Regions from separate parts of the Mus musculus genome. Here region 2 is linked to region 1. A link is a loop called in an ENCODE intact Hi-C map of the cell type or tissue named here. Cell type or tissue: gastrocnemius. All regions are shown on one strand. Links, peaks and the distances in the headings refer to the core of each region. The heading gives the core; the rest is flanking DNA.

Region 1 (8,331 bases), core at 33-8,032:
GTCCCTAAGAAGGCAGACCTTGTAGCCCTCAGTGAGTGTCCAGCCTGACAAAGCCTTGGATGTTGCTCTTCCTCACAACCAGAATCGGAGCAGTGTGTCATGGAAGTGTCAGCTCGCAAGAATTGTGGGTACCCGGGCATCAGTCCCGAGGACTGTGCCAGTCGAAACTGCTGCTTTTCCAACCTGATCTTTGAAGTGCCCTGGTGTTTCTTCCCACAGTCTGTGGAAGGTAATGGTTGTCGGTGGGGCCTGCCTGGAACCTGGCAAGAGCCATTCCCACCCACACTCACCTGCTGAGGGTCCCTCCTGTGTGTGTGTGTGTCTGTGTCTGAGTGTGTACCTGTGTGTCTATATCCGTATGTGTACCTGTATGTGTACATGACTACTGTTCCTGTGTACCTGTGTGTATGTATCTGTATGTATACCTCTGTGTGTGCGTACTCTGTGTATCGTATCTCTGTGTGTGTGCGCCTCCGTGTGTGTACACCTCTGAGTGTGTATGTATTTGTATGTGTACTTGTACATGTGCGTGTGTACTGTGTGTACTTGTGTGTATGTACCAGTGTGTGCCTCTGTGTGTGTATGTGCGTGCCTGCATGTGGAGGTACTCTGCAGAGTTTGGGTGCTTCCCTTAGTCCTTCTCCCCCATAGTTTTTGAGACAGGGTCTCTCACTGAATGCAGAGTTTACCGATTGGCTAGGCTGGCTGGCTAGTGAGCTCTGCTCCAACCTGTTCCCCAAACTAGTGGGGTTTTTGTTTTGTTTGTTTTGTTTTTGTTTTGTTTGCTTGTTTTCTGGAGCTGAGGACTGAACCCAGGGCCTTGTGCTTGCTAGGCAAGCACTCTACCACGGAGCTAAATCCTGAACCCCAGCACTAGTGTTAAAGATATGCCCACAACACCTGTCTTTTTATGTAGGATCTGGGGATCTGAACTCGGACCCTCGGGCTTGTACAACAGGTGCTTTACTCATTGAGCCACACCCTCCCCTGCCTTGGCCTGCTCTCAGGGGTTTGTTCTATGGCCACCCACACTGGTCAGCAGGCTCCCTTGGGGAATCTCTAACGGTTTGGGGAGAACAGGCCCCATCGTTCCTGTCCCACTCTGTCCTTGTTCAGAACCTGTCTATGATGGGGCAGCCACACTTCTGAGCGCAGGCACTCATGCCTCCTTGGCGTCCTGACCAACCACCTTGCTTTTGCATCTCCAGATTGTCACTACTGAGAGTTGCTACTGCCGAGCCACCCGTTCCCTGGGAGCTGCAAGCCAGAAGAAAGTTTCAACCAGACTTCATCAATCTCTGGGGTTTCTAAAACCATCTTGACCCTTAGCAGTGGCTAGACACAGCATTTTCCAAGTAAAGAAAAGTTGAAAAACCTGGCAATTTTTATTTTGGTTTCCTTGAGGCAGATGTACAATGGCGGTGTGTACACACCGATCGTACGCGAATGTGTGCGTGTTTTCGGGAGTGTGTTTGTGTGTGTGTGTGTGTGCACCTAGGTGTGAATACATGGAGTGTACACAGGTATATACACAGGTATGCGAATGCATGCATGTGCATGTGTGTGTGTAAGTATGTGAATATGTGCGCGTGTATGAACACATCAGAGTGCACATGTGCATATATAAGCAACAGTGCATATAGCACTCTTCCATCCCTCTGAGAGCCTCAAGCCACTAGTTACTTCTGGGCCACTCCAGCAACAACAGTGTTCTGCCTATGTGAACTTCAGAATCTACCATCTCTATGAGACCACACACTCAGTTCTCTTTAGAGAGCACAATGGACTCCGACCTCAGACCCTATAGGATAACGCATGACTGCTGATCACAGTTCCTCAGGTCTTTCTGGTTTATCAACTGCCCTGCAGGCTACCCACTTGTGATGTGGGTCCCTGGCCACTGGTTGCCTTCTCTTCTTGATGTGAACAGGAACAGTGGGGATCTGGGCCTTGGGAAGTCACCCTGAACTGTGGTTTTTGACCTGAGAGCATCTTTAGTAACATTCGAATGGAAGTTACTGAAAGGAAGCTTCATTTTAATGAGGTAGTTCTGGGTAAGGAGGCCCCAGCAGGGGCCATTCTTCATTGCATTGTCTAAGACAGTGGTTCTCGGCCTGTGGGTGGTGGCCCTGTTGACAAACCTATAAGTCCAAACATAGTTACATTAGGATTCATAACAGTAGCAATGAACTAATTTTATGGTTGGGGTCACCACAACATGAGGGACTATACTAAAGGATCCCAACATTAAGAATGTTGAGAATCACCAGTCCGAGGACCATTAATGTCTCCAGTTAGAGGCCAGGAGGGTGTGGTGATGGTGTAAGGCTGGCTTCTGATAAATTTCTCATCTCTTTTCCTTTCCCCAGCCTAAGCTGACTGGTTAGCCTTGCCCAGTGATCCACTCCTGCTGCCGGGGTGGGGGTGGGGATGGGGAATGGGGGTGGGTAGGGGGTGGAGGGAGGTGGGAGGGTAAGGGGTTGGGGGAACCCCGAGTTCCAGGACTAGGGCTTGGCCCGCGGGTTTGCTCCACTCCTACCTCGCTTCCTTCTTAAACTCTTTGGTGAAGTTTGCTCCATTTTCTGAGCCAGTTATACTCAGCTGCATGGTCATCCAACAACAGTGCTACGGCTTGTTTTCCTATGAGAAAACACCGACCAAAAACAGCCCAGAAGGGAACGATTTCCTTGGCTTACACTTCCCTATCATAGGCCGCCGTGACGGGAAGTCGGGACAGGAACTCAGAACAGAAACCCGAGACAGGAGCCAATGCTGAGGCCACGAAGGGTGCTGCTTATGCGATTGTTCCTCCTGGGTTGCTCAGCCTGCTTTCTTATATGCCCCATGACCATCTCCTAGGGATGCGGCAGCACCGATACTGAGCCTCCACATCAAGAAAATGCTCCACAGGCCAACCCGATAGAGACATCTGGTCAGGTGTGGATTCATTTCCAGAATGGCCCTGGCCTGTGTGGAGCAGACCAAATACAACACAGCTGTCTTCATCGCTCTGGGCTCTGCTTGTTAGTCCCAGGCTTGGAGCCTGCTTAGGCTCCGGGATACTCTAACTCTTGCTTGCCCCACACTGACCTAGCCAACCGTGTGGCATCCCCTGCCTTCCCCGGAGGGCCACTAACAGTCTCTTGATTCAATCAGAAACACACCTTTCTTTTCCCTTTAGCCTCACTTCCTCATCTCGTCTCCTTCCCATCTCTTCCCTCGGTGGCTTCCACCTTCTCTACCTGTTCTTCTATGCCATTTGCCATCATAGGCACCCATCGTGAGTGCCACCGTCCGAGGACACGAGAGGTGGAAAAGGCAGGGCCTGGTGGGAGGGTCTTGCAGCCCACAATCTGATAAGAAGCAGATGAACAAGGGGTTTGGGACACCCCTCCACCCACACATTCACCCGCCCTGGCTCTTTGAGTCTCAGACTTGCCCCATGTCTCCCTGGTCACACCCCCTCCTGCCCTTCAGTATTGTGAACTGTCACCAATTTTCTAGCCTCTCCCACTTCCCCAGACCCTCATGCTTGTGGAAACAGCTGGGGAAGGAGCCCAGGCTGTCCACGGGATATCCTTGGCTTCCGGTTAATCATATGGATTGGAAAAAAAACTTGCCTTGCTCCACAGCCCTGCTGGAAGGCACCCACACCAACCTTTCTGGGTCTCCTGGAGGGTTGGAGGACAGGACACGGTCCTCAGCCACAACTGCCAGGTTTTACCAAAAGGTCCATGACCTGTAGCCCTCATATTTATTTTGTCATCTCTGGCACTTTAATTAGATGTGCATGTGAATCCTGTGTGGTTGTTCCCACCTGGCAGTCCTTGTTCTCTAGTGCCCTCTACTGGCTGACTCCAGGAGAAGCTTCTCTGTCGCCACTGCCAAGGGCCAACCACTGTCAGATGCCAACCCAGCGTCTTCTCATTAGTAGAACTCACAAAGACAACAGTTATACCATGGACTTTTGTTTAACATTAGGTGTATTGATGTATGAGTCACGCTCCATAAAATTTAAACAAGTAGCAGGGCGGAGGTGGCACACAACTTTAAATCAAGTACTTGGGAGACAGAGGCTAAAGAATCTCTGAGTTTGAGGCCACCCTGGTCTGTAGAGCAAGTTCTAGGACAGCCAGGGATACAGAGAGAAACCCTGTCTCAAACAAAACATAACAAAAATAATAAAACGTAAGTAAATGCAGTAAGTTTGTCAAATGCACACAATTGTGTAAATATTATTTTAGTCAAGCACAGAGTATCGTTTGACCCTACTCCACCAAACCTCTTGATGCCCTTCACGGTTAGAGCCCTGCCCTATCACCTGCCCCTCCAAGGACCCAATGATCAACTTTCCTCCTGGCTCCATCTCTCTTAGAGCTTCCTGTGTGTGTCCTGTACAGTACGGCGTGACAGCTCGTTCTCGCAGAGCCCGTATGCTTGCCAGGCTGTCACCTGTAAGGAAGCTCTGTTCTTTACCATTGCTGAGCCATGTTCGTTCCATGGTTTTGGATGGACCTCTGAGTTGTTCCTAGAGTTTACTTATAAATGACGTCACCAGAAGCCCCTGGGCATAAGTTTTTAGACATACTTTGGTAAGTGGTTGATCTCTAACTTCGTAAGAGTCAGGGGAATTGTAATCACCCCATTTCTCCTCGCCACCAGCAATGGGTGAGGTGACCGGATGCTCTCTGCGTCCAGATCCTTTTCATCTTAACTTACTTTCATCAATTAGCAAATGCTATTGAGCATCTCATGGGCTTATGGTTTTTTTTTTAATAGTATTCTCTGACAAAGCCTGTCTGGATGGTTCATTTATCCTTTTTTAATATTAAAATATTATTTTCATTCGGTCATACACATGCCATGGCAGGTATGTGGAGTTCAGATGACAGATTATGGGTATTGGTTCTCACCTCCCAACACGTGAGTCCGGGGATTGAACTCAGGTCCTCAGGTTTGACAGCAAGCACCTTTTCCCACTGAGCCATCTTGCCAGCCCCAGCTTATACCCTTTTAATCAAATGGTGTTTCCTTTGTTGTTTCCTTTGCTTGTTTCTGACTGTGTTCTTACATCCAAATACAACTCCTCTATCAGAGCTGAGTGTGGTGGTTTGTTGTGAAGATTTCAGCAGAGAAGACTGCTCTGATGTGGGCTTAAGCCAATAAAAAGTATTAGCCAACCAATAACTAGACTGGGTGCTCAGGATCCCAGTGTTGCCCTGAGCCTTTCTCAGCATGAGCTTTTAAGCACACACACACACAAAAACAAACAAACAAACAAACAAACAAACAAACAAAAAACAAAAAACAAAAAACAAAAAACAAAAAAAAACAAAACAAAAAAAAAACCCACATCCTGGGTTGACATACTTCGGTTAACAGAACAGTTAGTCAGAAGTGGAACCACACAAGCCAAAAAGGTAAGTTTGGTACATTTACAGACTTTCCCAAAGCAATGAACTTTGATGGATCAGGTCTTTGTTTTTGTTTGTTTGTTTGTTTCTGTCAGGTGGTGCTGTCTATGGGCTGAATTTTTCAGCCTGAATGGAGTCAGTTGTGCTGAGGTCTGGGGGCCTATTACAGGTTCACCCTGTAACTCCTGGGTTTGAGAGCCTGAGGTAGGGAGGCGTCTGTGAGGTTGAAGCCAGCCCTGGCTGCAGGGGGAGTTCCAGGCCAGGCCAGGTTTACACACAACAAACCATTAAGTCCTCTATGGAGGTGTGCTGGGTAGCTATTTCCTTCTGGCCTCTGACTGCACCTTTAGCTCACTTTGGCAGCGTCTGGCAAAGAGCAAATCCTTCTAATTTTGATTGATTTCGTGTGTGTGTGTGTGTGTGTGTGTGTGTGTGTGTGTGTGTGTGTGTGCAGCCTGTCTGAAACCATCTGCTTTAACCCAAGGCACAAACACTTCCTGTTAACACTTTCTTCTAGGAGAGCCGTGACATTAATGCCCACATCTCCTGTGTGACACCTCTTAGGGAGACCTGTGGGGTTTTCTGTCATTTCCTCCAGAGCAGCCATTGCAGTGTGAAGACTCCTTGGTGCATAAAGCTCTTTCAGGGTTCTGAGAGACTCTGGGTGGACCTGCTCTTCAGAACTTCTGGTTGCTCACTGTCCTTCAGCCTCAGTCTCTGCCAGAACAATTCTGGTGTGCTGGTGCCGTCCGAGAACTCATCTGTCTCGCCCAGTTTTTGTATCTATTTTTCATATTTATTGACTACTATTATATATGTATGTGCTCACATGTGCCGTGGCACGCATGTGGTAGTCTGAAGGCAAATCTGTGGAGCCTGGTCTCTCCTTCCACCTTTACATAGATCCCAGGGATCGAACTCAGATTGCCTCGCTTGAGTGGCAAGCTCCTTTACCCCCTGAGCCATCCTGCTGGCCCATTGCTCTTTTGAAATGTCAACATTTCTTGGTGTGCGTGTGTGTGTGTGTGTGTGTGTGTGTGTGTGTGTGTGAGAGAGAGAGAGAGAGAGAGAGAGAGAGAGAGAGAGAGAGAGAAGCCTGATAATGACTGTAACATTTCCACTTTATAGAATTTACTGTTTTCTCCCTGAACAAACACACCATTAAATGCTGGGAACATAAGCAATTGTATTACTTCAGGATCCATGTCTGATATACATCAGCACATATGTGGCTTCCTGACTACCTCTGCAAATCTGTCACCTTACTATCCTTGTCCACTTAGCTTCTCTTATCACAGTGGTGTTTCCTCTGCCAGTAGAGACTTTGGACCATATATATGTATACATATACATCATATACATATACATGCACACATACATATACAAACATACACATACATGCATACACACACATATATGTGTGTGTATATATATATATGTTATATATTATATATATATTGTTTTTTGAGACAGGGTTTCTCAGTGTAACAGCCCTGGATGTTCTGGAACTCACTTTGTAGACCAGGCTGGTCTCAAACTCAGAAATCCCCCTGCCTCTGCCTCCCCAGTGCTGGGATTAAGGCGTGCACCACCAGTGCCCGGCTATAAATTAGATTTTGGATGAGACACCCAATACCCTTCTGGTTCCACTTCATGCTATGCTGTGAGTCCCTGTCAGTGACTTTGGGTGATTTCTACAATGGCTTGAAGATCTTTCGTGTTGATTACTGTAAAGGCGTGCCAGGTCACAAAGGGTGGGCACCCCCGGCTCCTCACACTCCCCAGTCCTTATCACTCAGAAGCCTCCTAATGACCCATGGGTTACTTATCATCCCTTCTGCTTTATGGCTGTGTTGTTTGCCCTGTACCTGGGCATACAAGAGTATTGATTACAATCTAAATAGCCCTCATAGCAGCAGAGGGAGCTGCCCCAGGATACTGCCTGCTGCTGCTTTACCCAGCTCTGTCCAGCCAGATTAGCCAGCAATTGCGCAGCCTTGGAGACAGTTTTCTAATCCCTTAGGAGTCCCATGGCTGCTCAGAGTCAGGCGATCACTGATAACTAACGTCTGCCCTTACAGCACAGAGCTGGGGCACATACTTCTGATGGCTGTGCTTCAGACCAGGGCATCAGTGTTTATTACCGAAGCTTATTTATTCTGCTCGCTGTGCCCCTGCAATGGCTACTCTCTGTCTTGTGAGGCACTAGGGAGGTGAGCAGGAAGAAGCCCCACCTTCCCCCAGTAGAAGAGGCACAGGGCAGAGAGAAACTCAAGGACAACCGGGCCAAAAGTTCTGCCTAGGGAAGGAAGCCACGGTGGCGTGAAGTGTGGGCTTTGACCAGCAACAGTGGGGCGAATCCAACTGGCCCCAGTGTTAAAAGCCTGTGAAGTTTGCTATACAAGATAGTCATAACCGTAATAACTAGCAGCAGCACACTGGTCTCCAGTTCACCACGGGGCTCTACCACACACCCTGCCACCGATATGTCTTGCCTGAGTCTATGGAGTCTAGTTACCTTCTGAAACTTCCAGCCCAGGGAATTTTCCAGGTTATAAAACTCCTATATATTTTTTTTATGCATTGTGGCAAATGCATTCAGTGAGTAGTCACGTCTAATTGCTGTTCACACTAGTGGTCAATAGAATTGAAAAGAAAGCCCAACTTGGCCATTTCCATTCATCAACCCCAGTGGTAGCACAAGGTGGTGTGCAGGAATGGTCCCTTCCCCTCTAAACAAAGGTGAGCGAACTACGCCCCAACTGCTGTCTGCAGATGCTCCTTGAACAGGATGCTTCTGGTTTGGGTCTCTTCCAGCATCTAGCTCTGTGTCTTGGCACCCTGGATCGTCCCATGCCCCATGCCTTAGAGGCGTTTCTTGTCGCTTTCCTTTTCTTAGCCATCACGCTGCTTCCAC
Region 2 (8,331 bases), core at 142-8,141, 160 kb before region 1:
ATAGTCTCATCACTCAGGAGGCTGAGATAGAAGGACCATTTTGAGTTGGAGGCCAGCCAGGGTTACCTAGTGAGCACCAGGCCAGCCAGAGATATGGCGCAAAGATGCTGCCTCCAGACTAAACCAGAAGTTGTGGGACTTTGGCTCAAACCTCCATATTTAAATGATATCTTTCAAAGAGGGTTTGCTCAAAATGAGTTTGTTGGGCTTGGTCCCTACATGTGTGCTTCGAGTGCACATTTGAAATAATTTTGAGGTTTGATGGTTTTGACTAAAGGATTTGTTTTAAATTGTACAAGGCTTAAAAATAAAAGCCAGGATCCACTTTTTTTCCTCCACTAAAATACTGAAAACTCACCCCCGTGACCAGTGAAATCAATCTATCATACCGCCAGGCAAAACCGCCCAGCAACAGTGCCAGACAGCCTTAAAGAGTTATCAGGGAAAAAAAAAAACCCTCCTGGCTTCTATAAATAATGCTAGCCATTTCACTGAGATGATGATGTAGCTGGATGGGGGTTGGGCATCCATTCTGGAAGGAGTGCACTAGAGGATGGACAGATGTCAACTCTACATTTGGGGTATTGAAAACTCTGCTTAGCAAAGTCCTTTTCTTGCTGGCCTGAACAGCATCTCTAAAACTTGTTCCCTCAAAATTCCAGGTAATAGCTGGGTGTGGTGGTCCACGCCTTTAATCCCCGCACTCGGGAGGCAGAGGCAGGCGGATTTCTGACTTCAAGGCCAGCCTGGTCTACAAAGTGAGCTCCAGGACAGCCAGGGCTATACAGAAAAACCCTGTCTCGAAAAACAACAACAACAAAGCAAAAACAAAACAAAATTTCAGGTCATGAAGGCTACTGACACAGCCTCTCGGAGTCCAAGACATAGCTTTCCCTCTAAGATGGCAGTTCTCAGCCTGTGAGTCTCCGCCTCAACAGGGGTGCATATCAGATATCCTGCAGATCAGATATTTACATTACCTACCATGCATTTCAGTAGCAAAATTACAGCTATGAAGGAGCAATGAAATAACATGAGGAATTGTATTTAAGGGTCACAGCATTAAGAAAGGTTGAGAACCGCCGTTCTAAGAAGAGATGAGGCTAGCCCAGCTAGGTGGGCTTCATACCTAGGCCAATTCCAGGCGTTTCATTTTCCTAGGGGGTGGGAGTGGGGGTGGGGCATGCCTTCTCAGGCACAAGTACACTTCCTCCTGCCTATCCCTGAACGGAAGGGGAGCACGTGGCTCTGCTGACAGGCCTTGGCATCTAGCCCAAGGAAAGTAGTTAAAGTAGTTTTTAAATGTCACCTCTTAGAAACTCCCAGTGAATTTCAGCCCATTAGAGAAAAGGACAGGAAGGCAGTGTGATCATTGGACAGGGAAAGGAGAGCAATTAGGAGTTTTTCCATGGTGAGGCAGCACCCGACCAGGCTCAGGAGCACACAGAGAGCCCAGCCAAGCAAGAGTTGAGGGACGGACAGACACACCCACGATCCTCCCAGCTACCGGGCTCTGAGCTACCCAGAACCCATCAACCCTTCAAGGAGACTCAGGAGTGGGTGGGAGTTAGCAAAAGCAAGAGCAATGCCCCAAGGGGGGTTTTCCAGTCTTTAGCACACAGGCAACATCAAGGCAGCCTAAGGCAACCTGTCAAAATGATGGCACTTTATAAAAGGGCAAACCTGGGAACCAAACTCCCTCCAAAAGCTTCAAGAGTTTTGTTTTAAACCAAGACAAACACTAACTCCTCTAATCGAGCCCTTTCTAAGCGTTTAAAGGCTCCATTGGCCGTGGGAGATAAACAGAAACTGTTATTTTCACTTGTCCTGAGCTTAAATACAAGGAGTCAGAATTCTATCCACCATAGCTCTTAGCCCACTCACAGCAAACAACGCACCCCGGGTGTTCTCCACCGAACCAGACCTGTAACAATACTCCCAGGAACTCAGGGTGCAAACAGGACCCCCAAAAGAGGGAATTCTGTGTAAAGCCGAATAATATATTTACCAACTCGCCCAACTTCACGCAATTTAAGTTCCAGGGCGAGAAGGCAGGTAGGGAGGCAGGCAGGTGCAGAGAGCTCTAAAGACCAGGAAAAAGCACCTTAAGAATTTAAACCAAGAGCAAGGGGAGGGTCTTCCGTTCAAATGCAAATCTTTACCTGCGGGCCACCAAGATCCTTGGGTGGACCCTAAGTGCGCGGAGCTGGGGGACTTTTCCGGTGGTTTAAACCCTTTATTACCGCCCAGACGGTGGCTGTCACTGCGTTGGCCACAGAGCCCGGGCTCCGGGAAGCAGTTCTTTTAGCAAACAAACAACCGGAGCCCAGGGTGCTGGCTGAGAGCTTTCCCAAGGGCTTTGCGAGCCGGCTCCTCCTCCCAGGTCCTACAGCCGCTTGGCCGGGTGGTGAAGGCTACAGGCACGCCCACGTCCCCTACGAGCGGCAGCAGACAAAGCGCTGGGTCTCCGGCAGGCGTCTTCTCACAGCTGTCACTCGCGGCCTGGGGCCGGGAGGGGACCCAGCATCACAGCTAGGCGACCCCAGCCCCCGGGTCTCAGGGAACCTTTTGCTTCCACTTTCCCCGGGAATTCAACGTCACCAGCACCGGATCGCCCCCGCACTGTCTCTCAAGGCCACTCTAGGAGCCCTTACTTCAAAGACGTCCCACTCTAGGAAAAGCGCTTGGTTTGTCCCCGGCTCTCCAGCCACACAGCAGAGGGAGACAAACGGCGGAGAGGCCGAAGCGGGGCCCACGGCAGGTGCGTGGCGGCTGGCAGGTGAGCGCCGCTGGGGAGGGTCCTCCGTTGTCCCCGCGCCTACCTGCGCTCCGCAGCCCGCGTCGCGTGCTTCCTGCCGTCGACTTCCTGGAGCGGCCGCCCTTTCACTTTCCCGGCCCTGTGAACGCCGACCCTGTGCGGCTCCTCCCTCTCCCGCGCGCCCCCTGACCCCGGCCCCGCGCGCGCCCAAGGGATGCTCAGATCGCACACAGCCCGGAGATGCTCAGCTGGAGCATCCTCTAGCTGTTCCTGGGTCCCCACACCTGCCTGTCATGCTCTCCTAGGCCCCGCAGGACGCCGGGCTCTTACTGGCATGGTGCCCAGCAGCCAAACGCTAGCTCCTAGGGGACCTCACCACCACCAGGCTTTTGTCCCCGAGGCGGACCTTACTAATGCCAGCGACATAGACAAGTTCCGAGGTAAAGATTTGCTCCCTCGGAGTCCTGGACTGAGGATGGCCTCTCTCGGCCTACCACATCAAGTGTCAAGAGTCAAGAGCATCCGGTATGCTACAAATGGAGCTGGCACACGCCTGGTACCGCACCTGTGTCAGTGTGATAAATGGCTTGCATGGTTAAGTCCTGAAGGCCAGCCACCCCGGTCATGAGAAGTGCCCTGGCACACAGCTTCCTGGTCAATTCCGGATAATTATCTTTCAAACCCCACACCTCCTGCCAAGAATTGATCCTGGAAAGTCCGGGAAGGGCCTGATTACTTTTCTAAAGGGCATCTGCCTCACGCCTCCACGTGTCGGCCTGGCCTGGCATCCAAAGCCAGTCCTGCCGCTCAGCCCCCTGCCGCAGATCAGCACCTGCCTGGAACAGCAAAACCAGGCAGGAAAACAACTTCCTAGGAACACCCACTGGGTAAAACCGTGCCTAAACCAAAACCAACCCGATGCATGAACAGAGAGAGCCAGGGCGAGGGTGAGGAGTGTTTGGCGGGGGTAACTAGCGCCCTCTTCAGACTGGTTGGTGTACAGGCGGCCCACAGCTTCACTCTCCTCCCCACAGCCCACCCGCGCCACAAGCGCGAACGCAGTCTGCTGAATTGGGGAAGGCCCAGCCATACTTCTATCTACAGGCTTTTGAGAAGTGTTCTGTACCCTACAAGCAAAGTTGACTTCCTGTTTGAGCCACCTGCACCCACATCTCATATAGAAGTGGCCGGGGAACTCTGGCCACTCTACCCTGTTCCTTTGGCTAGATGTTTCCCACCCCACCCCCCTTTTTTTCCTCCCTAACTCTCCATTCCTTGTAGGCAGCAACTCAAGTGGACGCTTACATCTACTCTAGGCGCCTCCTCCCCATGTCACTAGTTCTCAGGCCTGCCATCACCAAGCTTGCTCAAGAGTCCCTTGCCCTTATGCCTGTGTTCCGTGGTTTTGTTTTGTTTTCTGTAGCTGCCCCAAACTACCCCAGCCAAAGTAAAATTTGAGCTCCCCAACTTGATTGACCACTTTTAGAAGGCCTTTCCTTACAACAGAGAACACAGCCTCCCGAGGAAGCTGAGACAGGACCCTGAGGCCAATTGCTCAGCCGAAGAGCCTCAGAAAAACTTCCGGGTTTTTCAGTTCCCAAGAACGAGACTTTCCACATTAGTTAGTTAGGATTTCTTTTCTGAGTCTGTGGTTTTTGAGTGAGCTCAGACTTTGAGAATTGTTGAAATAGAAAGAATTTGAGATATCGTCTCTAGATTCTGTTTAAAAATAACCTAGTGAGGCCAGTTTACCTCCCAGACTCTAGGGGGCGCAGGATCTCTCTCTCTTTCTCTCGTTTTTCATTTTTCAAAACAGGGCTTCTCTGTGTAGCCCTGGGACTCACTCTGTAGACCAGGCTGGCCTCGAGCTCAGAAATCCGCCTGCCTCTGCCTCCCAAGTGCTGGGATTAAAGGCCTGCGCCACCACTGCCCAGCTAGAAAAACCTCGCTTAAGACAGTGAAACAGTTATGGGATTTTTTTTTCTTCCACAAATAAAGAAAAACCAAAATGACAATTTTCGCACAGATACTGGAGTCAGCCAGAAGGAGTCTGATGGCCTGTGTAGAGAGAGCATTTGCTGAAAATGCCAATCTTAGAATCTTAGTTAAGTAAGATTACATTTGCTTATTCCTTCACATAGGACGAGGTATATGCTGTGGATATACCTACACTTTCCTAGAAACATGACACATCGGAGCGATCCTGTTATTTTTGGTCATAGCCACTGCATTTGCAGGCTATGTACTTCCACGAGGACAGATATCCCTCTGAGGAACAGCAGTAATTACACACTTGACTTTCAGCCATCCCACACATCGGAAATACCCTAGTTGAATGAATCTGAGGAGGACTTTCAGTAGACAAAGTAGACAAAGCTATCTTAACAGGCTTCTTCGTATTACACTTGATTTTACCATTCATTATTACAGCCCTAGGAGTCGTTCACCTCTTGTTCCTCTATGAGACAGGTTCAAATAACCCAACAGGCCTAAACTCAGCCGCAGACAAATTCCATTCCACCCATACTAGACAATTAAAGACATTTTAGGCATATTTGTTATAATCCTATTTTTGGGGTTTTATTTGGGGGGGGGTTGTTTTGTTTTTTCGAGACAGGGTTTCTCTGTATAGCCCTGGCTGTCCTGGAGCTCACTTTGTAGACCAGGCTGGCCTTGAACTCAGAAATCTGCCTGCCTCTGCCTCCCGAGTGCTGGAATTAAAGGCGTGCGCCACCACGCCTGGCTATAATCCTATTTTTAAAAATAATCTTAGTCCTGTTCTTCCCAGAGAAGACCCTGGAGATCCTGACAATTATACACCAGCTAACCCACTCCACACCCCACCCCACATCAAGCCAGAATGATATCCCTTATTTGCTTATGCCATCCTGTGCTCCATCCCCAACAAAGTAGGAGGAGTACTAGCCCTAATTTTATCAATCCTAGTCCTAGCTTTCCTACCCTTCCCACATACTTCTAAACCATGCATCATAATCTTCTGCCAATCACTCAAACCTTATATTGAGTTTTAGTAGCAAATCTACTTATCCTAACCTGAATCGGAGGTCAACCCATAGAACACCCCTTTATTATCATTGGACTACTGGCTTCTATTAGTTACTTCTCTATTATTCTAATTCTAATACCCACTCTCAGGAATAATTGAAGATAAAATACTAAAATGCAATCTATGCCCTGATAGTATAGCACTTTGGTCTTATAAACCAAAAATGAAGAGCTGTCATCTCAAGGCATCAAGAAGAAGGAGTATGTCTCCACCATCAACACCCAAAGCTAATATTCTCATTAAGCTACTTCTTGGACAGTACATAAAATTATTTAATACAGTAGAACACTAATGTATATTGCGCATTAATTTATTTTCCGCTAGCATATAAGCAAGTTAATGTTTCATAATATATATTTCAGATGGATCTTTATATGGTTATAAGAAACACTCAAATGTGTTGAGGCAAGATGCGTGTGGGTAAAACTTTTAATACATTTTGAAGTGGAGATTTGTGGTGCTGGCCACAAGGCTGGCAGGTTTTATACTTCAGAGGCTATGAGAAAGCATTGGGTGTTCCCACCATGATCTGTGGACCACGGTCCTCTTGCCTCAGCCTCCTGAGTCCCGAGGTCTATGACTAGCTCCCCCCTGCTCTCTCCCCCCTAGGAATAGCCAGACGCTTTCACATGGTAGGTGCATGTTCTACCACTGTACACCCCAGACCTAGGAGTTATTTTTAAATCAAATTTTAAAAAATTAATGAAAAGACAGAAAAAGAGAAAGAAAGAGAGAGAGAGAGAGAGAGAGAAAGGAAGGGAGAGAGAGAGAGAAAGGAAGGGAGAGAGAGAGAGAAAGGAAGGGAGAGAGAGAGAAAGGAAGGGAGAGAGAGAGAGAAAGGAAAGAAGGAAGGAAGGAAGGAAGGAAGGAAGGAAGGAGTTTGTGTTAGCCCTAGGTAGTGACTTTTTTACCAATGGCACTGTAGGCACTACTACTTGAATTAGGGATGTATTTAGAGAGAGGAGCTTTGATCTATCTATCTATTTTCCTGAGATAGGGTTTTTCTGTATAGCCCCGACTGCCTTGGAACTCACTTTGTAGACCAGGCTGGCCACAAACTCACAGAGATTCTGGGATTAAAGGCAGCACCACCAAGCCTGGCTTGAGCCACGCATTCACAAGTGGCTTCACTAAATGACCTGTAGAAGACAGACTGGGCCAATGTTCTTGTTTCTAAGACCCCTTGGCAATGTCTTCCAGTAGAATAACTTTATTTTATTTTTTCTCCCTATCTGTAGGATATGGGAAGTGACCACACAGGATCTAAACTGGATCCTTACTGGAGTAGGGCTCATATAAAGCCTGGAATCAAATGTGGGGGAGGGTGCAGATCTTTGCAGGTCTCTGCAACTGAACTCTCCTCCAGTGCATCTGTCTCCCATGGTTTCCCTGTGTCTGCTGCATCTGTCTCCCATGGTTTCCCTGTGTCTGCTGCATCTGTCTCCCATGGTTTCCCTGTGTCTGCTGCATCTGTCTCCCATGGTTTCCCTGTGTCTGCTGCATCTGTCTCCCATGGTTTCCCTGTGTCTGCTGCATCTGTCTCCCATGGTTTCCCTGTGTCTGCTGCATCTGTCTCCCATGGTTTCCCTGTGTCTGCTGCATCTGTCTCCCATGGTTTCCCTGTGTCTGCTGCATCTGTCTCCCATGGTTTCCCTGTGTCTGCTGCATCTGTCTCCCATGGTTTCCCTGTGTCTGCTGCATCTGTCTCCCATGGTTTCCCTGTGTCTGCTGCATCTGTCTCCCATGGTTTCCCTGTGTCTTAAGCTTATAGTTAGCACAAGGCCAGATGCATGGAAACAGGAAAAAAAAAAAAAAAAGTCTGACCCCTGTGGTGTCATTCCTGCCAAAACAGCTGGTGGAGACAAATGTGACAAGCGAATTGGACAATTTCTACAAGGTCTCCCCAAAAGGATCAAGAACCTTCAGCTGTGGTTTGGAAAACCATGCAGCTCAAATGAAGAGGGTGTGCTTTTAAAGTTCCCTGTGGGCCTATGTATGTGATGATTTACGAAGAGAGAGTCTGCTTACTGAACACAGTGTGCTAATGCCTCTGTGGGAAACAACAACTCATAGCTTCTTCCTAAAACCCAAGTGGTGTCACTAGCATCTCCGGTCTCCTAGCCTGGGGAAAGTTTGCTTCCTGAGGAAGCCCTGGGTTGCGCCTCCTGAAGCTACGCTGCTCAACAGTGAGTGTCAGTTATTGGCCTCAGGAGCCTGCACCCTCTGTGCCTTCTTACTGTGGTCATGGGAGGTGCTGGGCCCTGGGCTCATCTGGGCACACACTCCTTCCCATTTTGCTTATTGCTTCAACTTCCGCCATCAGGAGCCTTCCTTTTTAACCCTTTGTTTGTTTGGTTGGTTTTTTTATTTTTTGTTTTTTCGAGACAGGGTTTCTCTGTATAGCCCTGGCTGTCCTGGAACTCACTCTGTAGACCAGGCTGGCCTCAGAAATCCGCCTGCCTCTGCCTCCCAAGCTTTTTAACCCTTTTTAAACCCTTTCTAAAAA

The links. A loop is a pair of places that touch in the nucleus more often than their neighbours do. Peaks named below come from ENCODE experiments on the same cell type or tissue, not always from the same donor. Only the 100,000 strongest peaks of a DNase experiment are listed, where the experiment ranks them.
Region 2: a loop joins it to region 1, with 3 times the contacts of the local background. A loop is called at or near these places in 2 of 42 quality-filtered maps.

Annotation. Positions count from the first base shown.
Region 1 is chr17:31,134,100-31,142,430 of GRCm38, reverse strand. Tff2 (trefoil factor 2 (spasmolytic protein 1)) reads left to right here. Exons shown (of 4, transcript NM_009363.3): 3 at 83-229; 4 at 1,209-1,369. The coding sequence ends at 1,222. Among named protein-coding and RNA genes, the nearest start is that of Tff2, 6.0 kb to the left of the region's middle. In gastrocnemius, for the core only: a CTCF peak has its summit at 3,850 (motif pointing left); a DNase peak (open chromatin) is centred at 3,848.
Region 2 is chr17:31,290,747-31,299,077 of GRCm38, reverse strand. Slc37a1 (solute carrier family 37 (glycerol-3-phosphate transporter), member 1) reads right to left here and starts at 2,854. Exons shown (of 20, transcript NM_001242427.1): 1 at 2,163-2,854. It overlaps Gm30139 (a long non-coding RNA gene), which reads left to right and starts at 4,217. Exons shown (of 3, transcript XR_001782201.2): 1 at 4,217-8,331. In gastrocnemius, for the core only: CTCF peaks have their summits at 1,402, 2,464, 3,755 (motif pointing left) and 4,519 (motif pointing right); DNase peaks (open chromatin) are centred at 2,795, 3,038, 3,601, 3,699 and 1 more place; H3K4me3 peaks cover 2,742 bases; H3K27ac peaks cover 2,247 bases.